Linked DNA regions of Homo sapiens: region 2 is linked to region 1. A link is an interaction called in ENCODE POLR2A ChIA-PET data of the cell type or tissue named here. Cell type or tissue: Panc1. All regions are shown on one strand. Links, peaks and the distances in the headings refer to the core of each region. The heading gives the core; the rest is flanking DNA.

Region 1 (10,443 bases), core at 730-8,729:
ATGATGCAATCTTTGCCTTTCAGATGTTTGATCCAGACTAAAACAGATCATTACATGCACATGTCCTGGGCAACATCAAGTAGTAGGATCAAATTGGGACAGGTAGGAGTAGAGAGTAATTAAGAGAAGATATGACAGAGACTACTGGTTGACCCTCAATATCAATTCTCCCCTTCATTTTATGGCAGGCTCCCTCAACTTTAGCAGGGTGCCTGGCTAACCAGCTAAAGCTGTTCTGTCCAATATGGTAGCCACTTGCCACATGTGGCTACTGAGCTCTTGAAATGTGGCTAGTCCTACATATTGAAATAACAATATTTTAGATATAGTAGGTTAAAAATACTGGATTACTTTCACCTACCACTTTTGACTTTTTAATATGACTACTTGAAAATTTTAAATTATGTGGCTTACATTGTATTAATATTGGACAGCGCTAAGCTAAAGACTACATCACTCAGCATTCCCTGAAGTTAGGTGTGAGTATGTGATGTTTTGGCTAATGAGACTAACACAGATTGAGTATTCCTTATCCAAAATGCTTGGGACAAGAAGTGGTTCAGATTTTGAATTTTTTCAGATTTTTGGAATATTTTCAAATACATAATGAGATATCTTGGGGATAGGACCTAAGTCTAAATATAAAATTTACATTTCACATATGTCTTATATGCATAGCCTAAAGGTAATTGTACACAATATTTTTAATAATTTTATACATAAAATTAAATTTTGACTGCATTTTGACTACAACTCATCACTTGAGGTCAGGTGTGGAATTTTCCTCTTGTGGCATTATGTTAGCCCTCAAAAAGTTTCAGATTGTAGAGCATTTCAGATTTTGGATATTTAGATTAGTCATGCTCAACCTGTATATACAATGTCTGAGTTGGGCTCTTCAAAGGAAGGGGTATGCCCACCACAATGTCCTTCTCTGTTCTTACTGGCAAGACGCAGACAAGTGGTGGTGAGCCAGCTGCCACCACACCAATAAGCATAATGTCCTAGTGATGGCGGGGCAAGAAAATAGAAGGAACATGGTCTCTAGATAGCCTCATAGATGAGCCACTCTACTCTCCAGATGAGTAGGTGTACTGCTTAGACTTTTACTTAAGAGACACATTCCTATCTTATTTAAGCCTCTGTTTAAATCTCTTTAAAGGAACCTAAATTATATTCTAGTTAACCCAGGAGAGTAGAAAAGAAAGATTCCTAAAGAGCAAATACTTTTAAGGAGATCTTAAAGAACAGATGTCAGCCAGGGGAAAGAGAGTGGTTATATTGATCCGAAGGGCCAGAAGCAAGATGAAGAGTGTTTGGGGCAGAGGAGACAACAGAGCAAAGGCAGAAAGCCAAGGACCCACATGATGTGTACAGTGAGCTCTCAGACAGGAGCATGAGCTTGGAGACAGGGAGCACAGAAAGATGGAGAGCGGGAACACCAAGGAACATGCTGCAAAAAAGCAGGTCAAATCCTAGAAAATCTTGATTGGTGGCTGGAGAACCTTGAACTTTTTTTGTGTAGGAATAGGGAGGTACTGAGGATCCTACTCAAGGAGGGAACAGCCAAATCTCTTTTCAGATGGATCATGCTGGCACCAGTGAAGACAGATTTTCAGGAGGCCAGATTGAAGTCAAGGAGAATAGCACCAATCCAGACACTATATAATCAGGGTCTGCGTTGCAGCAATACAGCATGAAGAGGATGTGTCAGAATTAAAGCCTGTGCAACAGGTAAAATCATCCCAGGGAATAAAGAAGAGGGAGATGTAAAAACAGACTTTTGGGTATCTGGCTTAGAAGAGAGTGCCAACATCCAGGGCAGGGAAGGCAGGAGGGGGAGCCATTTCTGGTGCAGCAGGGAAGTGGGGTGCAGTTTCAGACACTGGGCCTAAGATGTCAGCCTTTGTGCCAAATCATGTCATTAACAGATTCCCCTCACCCAGTGCTTAAGTATGGTACCAGAATCATATCAAAGATGTAGATTTCAAGTGGGCATTTATGTAGTTACCCACTGACCACAGATATGGACATCCAAACCAAGAGGAAGGGGAGGAGGGGGGAAAGGAAAGGAGGGGAAATTAATCAAAATCACAAGAATTTAAAGACACTGCTGAAACTCTCCAGGCTCTCAGAAAAAAAAAAGTGGGAAAATAGAAATGCACAAGACCTCTAGGGGAAATGGAGAATAAAAGAGTTAAAGCTATTACAAGAATTTAAAACTTTTGTTCAAAATGGTTCTTTCTTAACCTCTGCATTAATTTTGTTAGTAATAATAACACATCCCAACTAGCTTACAATACTTCATTTTCTCTAGTTCAGTATCATGTTTTCTGAGGAAGGGTCAGACATATCAAGATATAATCCCATTTAAGTTTTATTCAAAATTAAAATTAGTCAAGGGAGATGGAAATTCATAGTGAGTAATTTCTTATTACTCTAAACTATCAGAGTATGGTATTTTCTCAGAACTTACATACTCATTTTGGCTATTTTTTAGGAAACAATCTGAGAAGAAATTTCATCATTTCTGAATTTTGAAAAATGCCAGTGATTGGAAACCCTAACAACCTAATTATGTAAATACTTTTTAAAAATATGACCCTGAGAAGCCAGATACAGTACACGTCTGCAGTCCCAGCTACTAGAAAGACAGAGGTGGAAGGATTGCTTAAGCTCAGGAGTATGAGACCAGCCTAGGCAAATAGTAAGACCATATCTCTAAAAACAAACAAACAAACAAACAAACAACTTAATAATTTGATTTTTTTAAATGACCCTAACCAAGTTGCTTAAATTCTCTGAACTCCAATTTCCAGATATTTAAAACGATCAAATCTGACCTACCTTCCTACCTCCCAGAATTGTTGAGGATTGAATGAAATGTTAATAGGAGCCCTCTAAAAACTATAAAAAGATATACAAATTTTATTTTCTTACACAGAAGAAACTCCGCAAAACTACTAAAATCTCTTTCTTGTACAGAGAAGCAAACTAATGGATAGAAGGAAAGCAATAGCAATAATTAACCATGATTTCCATAGAAAATCTTCCTAAGCAAAAAATAAACTGTATCAGTGGAGTTTAATACAGATTCCCAGCTCCCACCTGCCAGAGATTCTAATTCAACTGGTCTCAGTGCCCAGGGATTTGTAATTCAAAGACCTCTCCAGGTGGTTCTAATGACTAGCAACAGAAGCTAGCCAGGTTTGTGCAGGGAGGAGACAGGCAAGAGAAAAATAAATGATAAGCAAAAGGAAAGTAAATGCAAAGGCAGAAAATCAGGCAGCAGTGTATGTTCAAGGAGCTCCTGGGAGATCTATTTGGCAGGAGGCAGGGCCAGAGAGGAATACAGGAGCCAGAGCCTGAAGGGTCATGAGGACTGAAGATTATCAGGGCTAGTGAGGGACTGAAAGTGGAAAACGGACATGCTCAGGTTTGCATTTTAGAAACTTCGTGCTGACAGCAGAGTGGAGTATGGATGGTGCTGGGGGAGCAGAGGTGGATGCAAACAGGTAGACGAGAGCATGGAAACACAGACTATAGCCAGGAAATCATCACAATAACCCAGAGAAATGGTAAAATCTGAAATATAGGTGAACATAGGTGAGGAAGAATTCCACAGAAATTAACTCAGGGTCTGCTAGTTTAAATGCTTGTCTATAAGACAGACTCTCACTAACTGTGCAGATAATACATCATGGGAGACACAAGAGCTACATACTGAGTGGTCCTAGCAGTGGCACACCTAGTGCATCTGATGCTGTCTATAAGACAGACTCTCACTAACTGTGCAGATAATACATCATGGGAGACACAAGAGCTACATACTGAGTGGTCCTAGCAGTGGCACACCTAGTGCATCTGATGCTGTCTATAAGACAGACTCTCACTAACTGTGCAGATAATACATCATGGGAGACACAAGAGCTACATACTGAGTGGTCCTAGCAGTGGCACACCTAGTGCATCTGATGCTCAAATAGGCAGGTCATTTAACATTCCCCACATCTAGATGACAAAGATATTTCCAGTGATAATCTCAAAATAAAATGCATGGTAATCGTGACCAGAAAAGGAATGCAGTGAATTTTTTTTTTTTTTTTTTGAGACAGGGCCTCACCCTTTTTCCCAGGCTGGAGTGCAGTGGCACAATCTCAGCTCACTGCAGCCTTGGCCTCCTGGGTGCAAGCGATCCTCACATCTCAGCCTCCTGAGTAGCTGGGACTACAGGTGCACACCACCACGCTGGGTTGATTTTTGCATTTTTTGTAAAGATGGAGTTTTGCCATGTTGCCCAAGCTGGTCTCGAACTCCTGTGTTCAAGCGATCCGCCTGCCTTGGCCTCTCAGAGTGCTAGGATTACAGGCGTGAGCCACCATGCCCAGCCCAAATTTTTACTTTATTGAACTGCATACTATATATAATTGTGCCAATAAAAAAATAAAGCAAATATAAATAAAACTATTAAATGTCTTCCAAAAATATAATGAAGGCAACCACTAAATTGCACTAGTTATGTAATGTTTTCTTTTCTTCATTCATTTTTCAGTTTTTAGAAATTGAATTTCAGTTTAAAAGATATTCAAATTCAATAAATTATTTGAAGTATAAAATGTTCACTTATGAAACTAAAATATTATAACTCACAGCTCTCATTCTGTTTCACTGCTTAACATTTTAAACACAAAAACTCCAAGTGGTCACACAGAATGACAGATTTAAAGTAACCTAAGCTTTGTTTTGGTCTTTAACATCACCGTGTTACCATTGCTTATTTCAAACCTACCATTTAAATGTACTGTTAAATAATACTATAGAAATCAAACACTTGTTCATGATGTGAATTTGAACTATGCCAAACCTTTGTGAATTTACTCTCAGAACAAATACTCATAGCATGTGTGGGACCCAACTATATAACTGGGAGCTGTCATGGACATAAATTTCATGTCGAATACAACATGTATTAAAGGATAAGTCATTAAAATGTACAAGTTTGAAGTTTACATAGATATTAAAATGTAACAGTGACTGCAGCAATTGTTTAGAACTTAAACCAACAGATTTTTTTTCAGGGAGCAGCCACATGAACAGATATTAGAGCATGATGATAGTAAAAACCAACTAACTAAAATCAGTCTTAAAGTGTTTTTAAATTCTTTGCAGATAATACACCCCTTACTGTCTGTACCCTGGGAGTGAGAGCAGAGGAGTGTGCCCACTGTCCTTGGGATACCACTGGAAAATGAAAAGAACCAAGAAGACGGAATCAAGGCCGATAAAGAACAAGCTCAGTGTGGTAGAACAGAACAAAAAAAAAAATCAGGGTAATCCTTGGGAGTGACCGAATGAGAAGTCACCCTCAGTTCAAAATGCAATGCATTTAAAATGCAAACAGACTCCTGGAATGCATTAAACACACTGGGAACAGAGCACAGGTATCGAGAGGTCAGAATTCTGAGTCAAGACTATTGTGTCTAGTCTGAAGCTTTTCCTCTAAAAAACAACTATGAACTTGGAGAAGTCATAATTGACCAACCAAATAGCCAATTAACTCTAGGGGGAAAGTTAAAAAAACAAAAACAAAACCCTGTTTTACACCTGGAAATATTTAGGATGACAAACTATGCAAATCAGATCCCCAAACACAGACAGATATCTAACATAGACGGTGACAAGTATAAACAATTAAGGCATTTAGTTTCACTATAAAGACAAATCTGCAAATGTAGAGGCAGGAAAAATTTCAGATCAGTTGAGTGGATTGAGTGGAACATAACCTCTTCTGGTCTTTTTCACAGGCGGACAAGCAGGATTCCCCCGCTCCAAGCCTTCTATAGAGGCTGCAAAGGAAAGTGATGAGAGCAAGGGCTTAGAGCCCCACAAACTAGGGATCAATAAACAGGCTACAAACCCCGCAGCAGGTTGCTTAACCTCTCAGCTCCTTAGTTCCCTTATCTGCAAAGCAGGAATAGTAACATTGTTGCAGGAATTCGAGGTAGTAGCATGAGGCTCCAAGCACAGTGCCTAACAAGGAAAAGCAATCGATAAATGGCCATCATCCTCTTCATTATTAATATCAAACTCCAAACTCCAAATGATACAAAGTGATCTTTCCATACCTGATGAAAATGTCACCAGATACTCCCTATAACGCAGCCCTCAAATGCTGCAGGGACTGCTTAGATGGTTGACTAAACCTCGTAAGCTCCATTTATACAACTGCGCAAATATGTTCAGAGGCTTTGCTAATTATGAGAGATCCCTGTCTTCTGTGGTAGGAATACCACTCATCCCCAGAAGACAAGATCCAGATGCGATAATTTTTAAAAATATATTAAAAAGCCATATCCTTCTCAATGAGGCAACAAAAACTCAAGACTCCAAGACAGTCAGTGTACTTAGGCCCTAAACATTTCTGATATGGAGAAGCAACTAATTTTTTTAAGAGTGTTATTGTTATAAATGAACATGACTCCAAATACAGATGAAATGAGCCAAAAAAAAAAAAAAAAGCCTTTCCCCTGCCATTATTTTTTCATTATGCCCACTAATCCAGGAGAAGACAGTCTTTTAGTCACCAGGTTTGAAGGATTAGAAGAGACTAATGCTTGGGGACCCTGAAACTGTCTTTCCTCATGGAAGAGGAAGGCAAGCATTTACAAACCATTTAAACCAATATATGACAGATGTACTTACACAAATCTCTTTGGTGGTAACTCATTTTTCCTGAAAGAGGGATTTGTGGTTAAACAATGCTGTTTCTCAAGTGGTCTTATCCTCTAGCTAAACAATGGAAGAATGTAAGAACAGTGTCTTTGTGACCATGAGTACAGAACCAGGGATTCCTACCAGAACATGGCCACTCATTAGTCCCTCCTTCTACACAACAGCCTCTTTGAGGCTTTCTTCCCCTAATTTGAATTGGCTCCACATTTTTCTTACATGTTACTAAACGCAGAAGTGCTAAATTGACAAAGAGACTTAGGAACTGGCACAGTACCAACTGATTACACTCCCTGCTTTTCCACACACATATTTACAGCAATAGTAAATCTATGTCCTAAATAACTCTCTGCAAATGGAGCTACAGTTTTTGGTTTTATATTTAAATATCATTTAAACTTTTGAAAGTGTTTCCAAAGTTAATTTCTATAACTTCATTTCATCAGCAAACTACCCAGTTTTATCTAAAGGGCTGGTATTATTCCCATTTCATAGATGAGGAAACTGGAAATGCAAAACACTCATCTAAATTAAGCTAGATTTAAACCCTCCTCAAGTTTAATTTTGAGACTCTAAGTAAGAACAGCTGTATTTTAGACAAAACTTGCTAATAAATCCTCAGCTGGCTGGCTTGTAGAGATAATAATTTCTTCTTTTTTGTTTAATTTTTAAAAAATTGTTAACATTAATAATACAGAAGAAAGTTTGGCTTAAACAGAGTATATGATCATTTGCCCTCCACTAGCTTAAACTTCCTTTGGCACTATAAATATCATATCTCTGCCAAACTGGTAGCTAAATGGCATTCTGATGTAAGAAGTATGAAAGATACTTAATAAGGCTGTTTAACTTTCTTAGGGGCTTTTCACATTGTACATGCAACTATTCATATATTGCTTATTGAATCACAGAAGGTGACAGATGAGGAAACTGAGGACTGGAATACCAGTAGCACTTATGGGATTATGTCCAGGTACCTGTCTGATCCCTTCAAGAGAAAAGCAGAGAAGAATCAAAGGAAGAGAGTTGAGACAAAGAGCAGGAGCCCAGATAAGAAATGTCCACCCCAGGCCTAGCTTACCATCCTCTACTCTATTCTAGTGGTCACAACATTATAGTACTAATGTCCCATACCTGTCATTTTCAAGAATGCTAGCTATTTCCCGTATGTGCATCTCATTTTAACCATATTCTGGTTTAGACATTCATCTGCGTTAAGAATATAAAAAGCAACACTTACTACAGTATTGACATTTATAAAGCCACTGATTGATTTGCCAATACACAGTATTCATTTTTATACAATTTGTTATTTCTAAATAAGAAAATGAAAAAGCACAAATGTGAAAAAGCATACCACTAATCTGAATAGCAGGAATGCCTCTAATTGCATAAATGTCAACCCCCAACACGTCTTCTTCAAATCTATTTATAGACTTCAGTTTTACATGGGATACACTATAGTTATATGACTTTAAATGTCTAGTGATATAAGGCTTACTATGCTATGTAGTCCTACATTACAAGCAAAGGAAGACTTCTGGTAGAAGAAACCACTTATTTTTCATTATTAGAAATTATCTATTGTATACTTGTACTCAAACTGCAATAATCCTATGTTCAATAAAGAGACTATGGCTAACAATTCACTGATAAAATCAATAAAATATAAAATTTATAGAAATGGTAAAATGTATATAAATTTATAGTTATGGTGTGCATATATATGTATACATACACACATTTTTTTACTAGCCAAAATATACTGACCCAAATATCCAAAAACAAACATATGAATGTTCTCAACAGCTGCACAAGTTACTGAGCTAATTACAAATGTCTCTCTGTACATATCTGTATAATTTTTTGATTTAGAAAAAGATGATTTCTAATTTGTTTTATTTCAAGATAGCTCATGCTCATTGTAAAAAAAAGGATGTATATATATTATATATATATATATATGTAATAGAAAATGAAAATCCTCCCTAATCTCTCAAGAGGTGACTGAATGAACAATACTTCATGTAAGTTTGGCCTTAAGACATGGTACATTTGAAAACCTACTTTGTAAAAATCCTACGTGCTAGGGCCATGAAGATCTTCCTACCAGAAAAAGGCATTAGGCTGGACATCAGCCTCCAAAACAGCTGCTCATTCTCTCTTCCCTGTAAGAAGCCTTAGATTTGCATACAAACACTAGCTACAAGCGCCAGCTACTCTAAAGAAGGGAAAAAAGGAAAAAGAACTGTGCAAATATATCAGTGGGGAAATCAACCACATATTTGGAATTCTATAGAAAAAAGTTAACAACAAGAAGAAAACAGGCACCTGGCAGGAAAAAATGTTAAGGAAATTATTGAGACGTGATACACTTCCTATCAAAACAACACATGAGGTGGTGATTCATTCGATTAGTATTTTCTAAATACTGTGCAATTTTAAATGTTCCATAAGTTCAGTGGTATTCAACTGTGGCAGAGAAGGATTTTATGTTTTTTAATTTTAGGTACTAATCAGTTCAAATCACCCTGTACCCCAAAATAAATAAAAACCAGTATGTACTCACTATATTCACAACAGTATTCTTTAACGTCACAAAGGCAAGATAATGCACTATAATTTACTTTCCCTAGTTTAGTTTTGGCTTAAGCTGTGGTCTTCAATGTAACTCAAAGTTGTAGGATACTTGGCCCTGGACTAGAGGCCTCTCCTCAAACAATTGAAACATTAGAATCAATTTGCTATTGACATATCAAGAACAACATCAAGACCTTTATCAAACATTTCCAGGATTCTATAAAATTGTTTCAATTCTCAAGTATCTACAGTTATAAAAATAGATTCACACATGTATAACTAAGTTTTTCCATACAAAGTTAAGATGTAAAGTCATGGCAAGCATATTGCCACAATAAAACAAACTGGAATATAAAGGAATCATCTTTTCTGTTTGATAATATTTGAGTTTCCCTCCCACCAAATAGCTACAGTAAATATTTATTTATAAGCCCAACTTTGAAAGGGTTTTAAAAAATTATTAGCAGCAAGTAATTATGTATGTTCAAAAAATAATAGTTTTAAAGCAAGTGCTACAGTTTGTGGTTGCATTCTAACGTCTGAAAGATAATCACTCCAATTACAGATTTTAATTAAAACATCAATTTCTTAAATTCACTTGTTTCTATAACATCACTGGAGCAGATGCATATTTACAATATACATTACATTTAGAACACCATAACAGGAAAGAAGAAAAAAAAAACTAAACAATACTTTGATCTCTATTATACCAGGTACGGCTCCCAGAAAATTGCCTTTGCTCAGGCTGCTGAGAGCACGCTGGTCCATTGCTTCTCCATATCACAATGTATTTACTGGCTTTTATGGCAGCTAATTTGTCAGCATTGAGAGCTCCTCAAGAGCTACCTCTAAGCTTCTTATCTCTGAACCTCCAGCATGCAGCATATGTCTGCCTTACAGCAATTACTAGCTAAACCCAACTCAATAAAGGCTCAAAAAATCAAATAACACTCCCAAAACTCCCTGAAGTAAAAAAGCTTTGGAAAGAACTCCTAAATGATAAGAGGGCTTAGAGCCCCTACACTCAGCAAGTAAAATCCCAAATAGAATAAATCCATTGTCCAAATCACCAATATAATAAAATATCTTTATCTTGAGGCTCTGTGAAAAGTGGAAGGATGTCATGCTTTA
Region 2 (10,443 bases), core at 766-8,765, 97 kb before region 1:
AAACTATTATGCTAAAATACAGTGCTAAGTGAACTATCAAATTTGATTTGTATTCAATATTTGAAACTTGTCTTCTTTACAATAAGAAAAAAAAATCTATACAGAGCCTTTCCTGTAGAACAAGTGTACTGAACTTTGTAAGATCCTTGAAAAGTTAAAAGAAAAAAAAAGCATGCATGGTTATTATCCCATTTTATAGGTAAGTAAATACAACTATAGGTACTACTGCTAACTAGCTCAGGATCCCAGAGCCAGATGTGTAATATTAGGTTTCTTGATTTCTGCCCCAACCCCCAAGTTAGGTTATCCTCTTCACAATTTCTCAAGTACAATAGCATATGTGGTACCAAAGGAAGCACCGTGGGCACAAAGTATTTTATTCAAATTACTGTGTTTAGCTGAAGTACTTCGTTAAAAGGAAGTGTGGAGATGCAAATATTATTTCTTATATGTGTGTGCACATGTATACAAATACAGATATTGACATATCTAACTACTTATACATATTATCTATGTGTACAGCACACCACAATTTATACAGTGCTTTCTTGTGTGTTTTCTTGTCTTATTCCCACAATAATACCTGGGAGGTATTATTATGAACCTTGTTTATTAAAGAGAACACTGAAAATATTGGATCTAGTGAGGAGCAGAGCCAGAAATAAATCTACATCTTTCTGTGCCAGGCTCAGTACATTTTCTCCCCACCATGTTAGTGAACAAACAGCAAATGCACGAATATTTAGTGACTTATCTACAGCTTTTCATTTAACTCAATCTTTCCTTTATGTTCTTAATGTAGTTCCCATCCTGAAATCTACAGATAGATACGGTGAGGGGAAATGTACCCTAATCCTCCGGAAAATGTATGCAACAGTTTGGGGCATTTATTTGGGGAGTCTGTCTATCAGTTACAGATTCTGAGAAGAGTACACAAAGAACATGTGAATCAAAAAACTGAAGAACCCCTGATCTGATTTGAAGCATGTTTAAAAGCGTCTGACTTTTATATAATTTGAAATATCAAGATTATTCAAATGTATTGTCCCATTCACGTAAATACAAATTGGTTAAATCCAGGGGGAAATATCAGAATGCCAATTTTTTAAAAGAAGGTTAACTAAAATAACTTAAAAGACTTATAACACATTTTTTGAGAAACAGCCTTTATAGTAGGTGTCCATCTCCAGATAGGATAAAATAGACCACAGCAGGCCAACAGTCCGGCTGAAAACAACCAGGAATAACAAGGGCTGGCAAATAAAAAGTCATGGAAACAATGAGGACATAAATGTAACAAAATACCAGAGAGGAGAACCACTCAGAGAAGTAATGGAAGCCAAAAGACAATTGGGTAATATCTGTAAAGGGATGAAAGAAAATTCCATATCTAACAAAAATATCTTTTAAAATGAAACTGAAATTAAAATGTTTAAGACTAATACTGAGAGAATTCAGTGCCAACAGACCAGCACCGAAAGAAATACTGAAGGAAGTTACTCAAGAAGAAATAAAATAATCTCAAACAGAAACATGGAAATGCAGGAAAGAATGAGGAATAGCGAGTAGGTAAATATGTGAATAAATATAATTAAATCAAATATACAAACAATTTTACAAAATTATAAAATTACATATTTTGTGTAATATATAAGAAAATGTTTTACAAAATATTATAATGTCACGGAGTTTAAAATATCTGTAGAACTACAATGTGTGACAACAATAATGTAAAAGGTAGATGAAATTAAAGTACCTAGCAATATTAGGAAATTGCTGAAAGTACTTTTTTTTTTTTTTTTTTTTTGAGACGGAGTCTCGCTCTGTCGCCCAGGCCGGACTGCGGACTGCAGTGGCGCAATCTCGGCTCACTGCAAGCTCTGCTTCCCGGGTTCACGCCATTCTCCTGCCTCAGCCTCCCGAGTAGCTGGGACTACAGGCGCCCGCCACCGCGCCCGGCTAAGTTTTTGTATTTTTAGTAGAGACGGGGTTTCACCTTGTTAGCCAGGATGGTCTCGATCTCCTGACCTCATGATCCACCCGCCTCGGCCTCCCAAAGTGCTGGGATTACAGGCGTGAGCCACTGCGCCCGGCCTGAAAGTACTTTTATCATATTTATAATATATTAAATATACATATTTTGACTTGAGAGTAGCCACCAAAAGAATGCATAACTAATAAGTTATAGAGAGGAAACTTAAATAATAAAAATAGTTGATTCATCAAAAAGAAAATAAGACAGGTGAAACAAAAAACATAAAAATAAAACATGCATGCCAAACAGAGAGCAAATAGCTATATGTAGATATACATCCAACTATATCAGCAATTATATTAAATGTAGATAGACTACTCCAAATAGTACACCAAGTCTGCCAGTATGGATTTTTTTTAATCTAAAAACAATAACGATACCTATACACTGCCAACAAGAGACATACTTTAAAAATAACACAGAAAGCTTAAAAGTAAAAAGACATCCATGCAAAACTAACCAAGAAAAAGCTAGCACAAACAAAATAATATCAGACAAAGCAGATTTTAAAGCAACACATATTACTAGGGAAAGAGAAATCTTTCATCATAAAAAGAGTCAGTTGAAGAAGATAATATCATAATATTACTTCTGTATGCCCCTAATAACACATCTTCAAAAGATATAAAGCAAAAGTTAACAAATCCAATAGAATAGACAAATCCACAATCACAGTGGGAAACTTTAACAGGCCTCTTTCAATAGCTAATAGAACAAGTAAGCAAAAAATTGACAAGGATATCAAAGATCTAAATTACACAATTAAAATAACTTACCCAAAGAAATAATTAACATAATTAAATGCATATATTAATATTTGTAAAAGATACCCATTATTCAAACCTCTGCATTAAACACAATAATTCAAAAAATATAAACACACAGGCCAGGTGCAGTGGCTCATGCCTGTAATCCCAGCATTTTGGAAGGTTGAGGCAGGTGGATCACGTGGTCGGGAGTTTGAGACTAGCCTGGCCAACATGGTGAAACCCCATCTCTACTAAAAATACAAAAAATTAGCTGGGCTTGGTGGCGCACACCTATAATCCCAGCTACTTGGGAGGCTGAGAAAAGAGAATCGCTTGAATCCAGGAGGCAGAGGTTGCAGTGAGCCAAGATCATGTCATTGCACTCCAGCCTGGGCAACAGAGTGAGTATACATATATATATATATATATATATATATATATATATATATATATATATATATATATATACACACACACACACACACACACACACACACACACACACACACACATATAAATTTAAAATCTAGACGACTTTCACCCTTGATGGAATGATTCACCAGTATCAAATTGAAATTGCCTTTGTTTCTATAACACAGCAGAACTAAGTAAAAGACAATTCATGACAGAGGTCAGCAAATGACTCCAGATTCCTCACAAGACCAGAAGCAGGCTTTATAAAGCCCCTTAGCTTGCTTCCTTTTCAAATCCCTAACTTACAAATTCCATGGAGACAGAGAACTCCTAGTAAGTGAAAACAAGTATCTGGCACTTTAAGCAGCAGATCATAGTGGGAAATGTACTGGCTTGGGTATAAGAAAAATTGTAATCACTCTTGCCTTATTCTGATAATCCTTTAGGAATAAAAGCCCTATACTGGCCCCCAAATCATCAACTACATAAACCAAGAAGGAAGCAAAATGCAGTTTAACAGTTAGACACAAGTTGGGATTTTAATCAATAATCCACTAGCATCACTGAGGGAGCAGCCTGCCCTACCCTATATTGATGAAAATTTAGTAACTCCATTAAGAGTGAGTATGGTCCAGCTCTGCTTTATACCTGTCAGACACACCTGGGCCATGGAATACTTTAATACAAATATAGACAAAGCTGACAACACGTTCAGAGGAAAAGGACAAGGATGCCAAAGGGATGCAAAAAGCATGCTGTCATATGAAGAACAATTGAAGGAACTGGGACTGTTTTGCTAAAGAAGAGACGACTCATGGGTAAATGGTCACCGCTGCAAATATCTGAGGGTCTATCATGCAGACATAGGATTAGACATGTTCTGCAGGCCCCAAGGGAAGAGCACAAAACAATACAGGGAAGGACAGGGGACAGAGTTCAGCTCCCCAGTGAGAGCCCTCTAAGCATCAGACATCCAAAGACGACAAGGATTGCTTCAGCTTAGGAGGAACAAGCACTACTAAGAGATGGTGTGTTTTGTTTGTTTTTCTGTTTTGCTTATTTGCTCTGAGAAAGAATGAGGCTAAAGAACTTAAAGAACTATCTAATATTCAGTGTCTAGAATCTATAATATCTGGTATATAATTCTAGATTGATTAATTGCTTCAATATTTTTTAAAATGGGGGACCTAACATAACTGGATTTGGATTTCGTGGGATTTCTGTTCATTTTTCGCTTCTCCTTCTTTTTTTTTTTTTTTTTTTGAGATAGGTTCTCACTATATCACCCAAGCTGGAGTACAGTGACATGATCATAGCTCACTGCAGCCTCAAATTCCTAGGCTCAAGGGATCCTCCCACCTCAGCCTCCTAAGTAGCTAGGACTGCAGGCACCACCACCACACCACACCTAGCTAAATTTTTTTTTTTTTTTTGGTAGAGACAAAGTCTCACTATGTTGCCCAGGCTGGTATTGTACTCCTGGGCCTCAAATGACCCCCCCACCTCAACCTCCCAAAGCGCTGGAATTACAGACATGAGCCATCACATCCAGCCCCAGGTTTATTTTTTATTTTTATTTATTTATTTATTTATTTATTTATTTATTTATTTTTATTATTATTATTATTAGAGACAGGACCTTGTTCAGTACCCCAGACTGGAGTGCAGTGGCATGATCTCAGCTCACCACAATCATGGCCTCCTGGGCACAAGTGATATTCCCACCTCAGTCTCCTGAGGAGCTGGAACTACAGGCACACACCACCATGCCCAGCTAATTTTTTGGTAGAGAGAAGGTTTCACCTGTTGCACAGGCTGGTCCTGAACTCCTGGGCTCAAGCGATCCGCCCGCCTCAGCTTCCTGAAGTGTTAGGATTATAGGTGTGAGCCACTGTGTCCAGCCCCAGGTTTGTTTTTTAATTTCTCTCTTATATTTTTGCTTTGGTTTATTTTTCTAACTCCTTGGATTTATGCTTAGTTTATTTTTATTCTCTGTATTAATGGTTTTCAAACTGAGATCAGGGGAACCCTAAGTTGTAATGGGAGGATGTTGGGAGTTCATAAACATTCCATTTAAATTTCATTTGGGAAATATGTTTCCAATTAGTATGAAATCTAAAAGGATTATCATCCACTTAAATTTATTATTTACCAAATTTTAAGACATTGGAGAGGACCTAAAGTGCCAGGTTGTCATTTTTCCATCGAATTGACAAATGCAATAAACTTAAAGAACACATTTATAATAATAAAGTTTTATCAAGATTACATATTAATGTTCCTCATAATACTTGTTTGGAAAAAAAAAAGGTTTCCTTTTATCCAATAAGAAAGAGTCTCTAAGGCCCCTCTAAGGACTATAGGATACCCTCTGCTGTCTTATGGGAAGACAACTAAGTTCTATTAGTGACCAAAGTCACTAATGGCCTAAGAAAATATTCCTCTAAGCCCTTTTTATGGTTCATGTCTCAAACAAGCTTTACATGTGCACCACTGTAAAGACTACAATTTGTCAACTTCAAATTCACCTTGAACCCACACAGACAGTAACCTCACATGGTTATTATTTAGCACTTGAGGTCTACAGATTTATGTCAAATCAACTGCCATCTGAAGGTTATTGTGGGCCAAGTAACAGCATTGAACATCTCAAACTAAAATGAAGACTATCAGGAATACAAACAACCCCAGGTCTCCATGGATTGATTATCTCTGGGCATAACCTGATCATAACTATCCATTCTTATTTCATGGTGGACCACCAAGTCCTTGTGTTCCACAGGCAGTCCCTCTCCTTTGTACAAAGGTATAAAAGCTGGAGACAGTTCCCCTTGTCCCTCTCATCTGGCCAGCATCCGTGCGAGAATATTCCTTCCACCTATCTATCCTCGGTGTACGTACACACACACATGCACATACATACACACACACACACACACACACACACACACACACACGAGGCCACTCTTAAATAAGAGTGCTAAAGACTCTGCCAAGCAATGCTCATTGTAAGATACTGGGAATCCTTAGTAAGAAAAGTAGAGATTCAGAAATGTACAATTTAGAGATCTGAAAGAAGCCTTAGAGCTCATCTGGATCAAACCCCTTACATTACAGCAAACTGAAGACCCATAACCTTGATCTAGGTTCCATCACACTGCTAACCTTGGACCAGAAATCCCTGGTGGTCACCTTCCATCGAATACCTTTCCCACTCCCCCAAGCTACTAGTGGGGAAGAGCAACAGTCTGACCCCCAGATGAATCCTATTCCTCCCCCAGGGACTGGGAAGAGCCTTTATGAAAAGAAGTCAGGATCAGAATCAATGAACTCCCCCTAAAGTTCCTCAGCACCCACCCCGACAGCATCCCCAGCCTCCATTGTCTTGTCTCTTCTCTTCTGGGCTCCCGTCACCTTTGTTAAACCATAGAGCGCTTTCAGGTCCTGTAGCTCTTCTCCTCAAATCGAAGCAAAAGCAGGAAAAAGGCCAGCCCAGTCATAGCATGGAAAACTTGAAGTCCTGATGGAAACTAGAGAAGCAGGGCACGTGGAAAGAGCAGGTAGCAGTCAGTCAGCCCCAGCTCCAAGAGCCTACAGAAGAGGGGAAAGAAAAGGACACAAGGGGCTGGGCATGGTGGCTCACGCCTGTAATCCCAACACTTTGAGAGTCCGAGGCAGGCGGATCACCTGAGGTCAGCAGTTCAAGACCAGCCTGGCCAATATGGTGAAACCCCTTCTCTACTAAAAAATACAAAAAATTAGCTGGACGTGGTGGCAGCGTGCACCTGTAATCCCTGCTACTTGGGAGGCTGAGGCAGAAGAATCGCGTGAACCCGGGAGGCAGAGGTTGCAGTGAGCTGAGATCACACCATTGCACTCCAGCCTGGGCAACAAGAGCAAAACTCCATCACAAAAAAGAAAAGAAAAGAAAAGAAAAGAAAAGAAAAGAAAAGAAAAGAAAAGAAAAGAAAAGAAAAGAAAAGAAAAGAAAAGAAAAGAAGGAAGAGGGCTCGGTGGGGAGAGAAACAAAAACAACGGCAGTGGGCTGGGGAGTGATGACGGGGGCAAGCAGAGAAAGAGCTGGAAAAACAAAGCAACATGGAGCTTAGTTGAAATAGGAAAAGCGTGAGAAAGATGGAAAATAAATAGATAAATAAAAATGAGCAGGAGAGAGAAAGATTCACCCCACCAGGAATGGCAATCTGGAAACACTTTTGTAAAAAGGAGGAGGGGAGAGGGAGGCAGAAAAGAATTTAAACTTTGGTGCTGACAAGGAACACTGCATCTAAATCAAGAGCTGAGGGCCAAAGAAGCACCTCGGATGTGTCTCATTGAAACACATCATAAAGTGGGGGTGGGGAGGTTTCACACTACTCACATCCTACTAATGGCACATCCCCATTCTGGGGAGCCCATCCTTCCATACAACCCTGCAGGGAGAAAGGAGAGCACACTTGGGGACTCCTTTCTCATTCCCAGCCACTTTAGGCAGAAGCAGCCATGGCTTTAAAACGAAGGAGCTCCTTTTTCTGACCTTGTCCTTTCTTGCCCCTCACTGTTTCTTTCTCCCTCTTCTACCTCCCTCCCTCCCTCCCCTCACCAACTTTCAATGGTCCCATAAAATTCGACGTTGTTTACAAACCTTACCATGGCAGGTACCTATTTGCAGATATTTTACTGTTATCAAACTCCTACCATATAGATGTTACTGAAGCAATCTCAGTTATAAAGGGACATCAGGCACTGTATTAACTCACATTAAATATGAAATTTCTCATTTCCTAACAGAAAGCCTTAATGCAAAAACAGTAGTATTTATCAGTTTATTAATTGTGGTTGCTTAGGAACACATAAGGATAAAAATGGCCATGATAGGACCCTTTGTGTTTTAATTAACAGTACTGTGCATTTGAATGTACCAAGTACCATTCTAAGTGAATTATCTCATTAATTCCTTACAATTGGCCTATAAGGTAGAAACCATCATCCTCATTTTATAGATGAGGAAAGAGAGACTTCGAGAGGTAAATGCCCTGATAATTATACAGTGATCTGGAGGGTCAGGAAGAAGCAGGAGTCAAACCCATGCTTCCTTCTTAACTCCCAGCAAGCCCTGCCACTGTGGTCAGTGCTGCGTCCCCCACAGCAAAGCCTCTGCCGAAAACAAGAGACAGCCCGGTGCATTGATTGGCTCCGTGACCATTTCCTCACACCTAACTCCACAGTGAAGTCTTAAGAAGTTACACATGAGTATCCATTGAGTACTTCGAAGAAATGACCATGTTCAAGGACTGTGAATATTATGACCTCTTTTAGATTATTTTCTCTTATTCCTTCATTCAATAAATACCTGATGTGTGTCAGGCACTGTGTTAGGCACAGATGGTATGAAGACGACAAGACCTATCCTTTCTTTCTTCACGGAGCTCACAGCCTAATAGGAAGAGAAGAGCTTAAACAAACACAAGTGAGCACAAGAGTCTCTGTATGGATGGGAGAGGGAGTAACAGGTCAGGAAAGGCCTCTCTGAAGATGGAAAGGATGCTGTGAATGGAAGGGAATTCCAAATAAAGGCGTGAAAACCAGTGAGAGAATGGCTCATTTGGAGAATGACAGTTTATTATCGCCAGGCTGTGATTCCTGAAGTAGAAAGTAGGATAGGAGGAGAAGCTGGACATGAAGGCAGAGGCCATCGCATGGAGGGCTTGGAAGACAAAGAGTTCCTGGAAGAGTTTTGAGCAGGGGAGTAACACAATCAGATTTGCATTTTACAAAGACCAGTCTAGGAGACACAGGCAGTTATGCCAGGAAGGCTGCTATCGAGATTGGCTTTCCTTGAGCTACAGTCTCTTTCTCAGTACCCTGCTGCTCTGGAATTTTTAAGAGTACCAAAAATAACCTAGAGATTAGAAAAACATGGGTCTGGCTCAATGACTGTACATGCAGACCAGAGATACTGGTCTGGATCTCTAGCCACCTCCTGAAGCTCTAGTGAAAAGTGTAAGGCCTCAAAGATTCAAGCAGACCTGGACTCCAATCCTGGCTGCCTCTGCTACTAAATTGTAAAACAGGAATAAAAACAGTGCCTGCCTATCTTAGGAAATTCTTAACATTGCTAAATGAAATAAAATATATCGGCACTTGCATAGCACTTCTGACACTTAATAAATAAATAAATTTTAATTTAATTTAATTAATTTTAATTTAATTAATAAAAATTAATAAATGTATTAATTTATTAATTACTTAATAAATTAATAAATTAGCCAGCTACTCAGAGATTACTAAAATCAATATCACTCTTGTTATTCAGTATTGTTCATTGAAGAAACATTTATTGAATATCTAATGAGTGCCAGGCAGTTTCCTCAACTTTCTCAAAACAGCACAGTGAGGTCGGCAGCGCAGCATCAGTACCCTCATTTTACAGAAGAGGATATTTTGTTTAGAAGGCTACATTATTTGACCAAAGTTACAATGACCCTCCTCAAGTTCTCCAAGCTGGAAACAGGATTCAGAGAAATAAAATAGAAGGTGTAGTAAGCACTCATTTGAAAGACTCCATTTTATAAATGAAAGTCCTCTCTACTTCAAAATAGTCTTCCCTCTCCACTGCAAAAACACAACTTAAAAAAAAGAAAAAGAAAAAACAGAAGTATTTTTATCCTGAAGACAGTTCACTCTAATTTGGCAAAGTGGTATCAGTTCTTGCATTCTTCTGGAACTGGATGCTACTTACCATCTGTTTAGAAGATCAACAGAGCACTCATTTTCCAGGATCTTAATCTACCTCAGTTGTGTATCTGATTTTTTTCTGGGATATAAAGTGGTACAAGCACTAGCTTATGAGGGCACAGAGAAATGTTACCTGTGCTATATGCTAACTCCTCACTTTGTCTATCCTTTATGTGGCCTTCCAAGGACACAGGATCATCTTCCTTCCTCTTTAATGCACAAATTCTATCAGCACATTTGCCTAGAAGTGTGTCCTGCTCCTCTGTCTCCCCAAAGACCCTGAAGTGAAATCCTCAGGATTTCATACCTTTCATTACCAGTGAGCATGCTGCCCTGGCCCTTCTGCTCATCCCAACCCCAGCTATCCTGGAAGGCCCCACTCTTCTGGGCATGCCCATGATGTCCCTCTGAATTTCAGGCCATCTCATCCCAACCTGTCTCGTAGTATTTAACTGTCCCTCCCTATTCTTCTCTTTTCTCTCTGCCAACACTACAGGCCTTCATTTTACC

The links. ChIA-PET counts read pairs that join two places held together with the same protein. Peaks named below come from ENCODE experiments on the same cell type or tissue, not always from the same donor. Only the 100,000 strongest peaks of a DNase experiment are listed, where the experiment ranks them.
Region 2: POLR2A ChIA-PET joins it to region 1 with 10 read pairs; 4 of 35 experiments call an interaction of 5 or more read pairs at or near these places.

The regions. Positions count from the first base shown.
Region 1 is chr5:73,637,480-73,647,922 of GRCh38, reverse strand. All of the region lies in intron 1 of ARHGEF28 (Rho guanine nucleotide exchange factor 28), which reads right to left. It overlaps LOC107986423 (a long non-coding RNA gene), which reads left to right. Exons shown (of 3, transcript XR_001742743.2): 2 at 1,583-1,734; 3 at 5,170-5,425. Among named protein-coding and RNA genes, the nearest start is that of ARHGEF28, 17 kb to the right of the region's middle. In Panc1, for the core only: no CTCF peak of the experiment used is centred there; no DNase peak of the experiment used is centred there; H3K4me3 peaks cover 416 bases; H3K27ac peaks cover 5,187 bases.
Region 2 is chr5:73,734,195-73,744,637 of GRCh38, reverse strand. The region is part of intron 2 of ARHGEF28 (Rho guanine nucleotide exchange factor 28); the gene reads right to left. Among named protein-coding and RNA genes, the nearest start is that of ARHGEF28, 110 kb to the right of the region's middle. In Panc1, for the core only: no CTCF peak of the experiment used is centred there; no DNase peak of the experiment used is centred there; H3K27ac peaks cover 397 bases.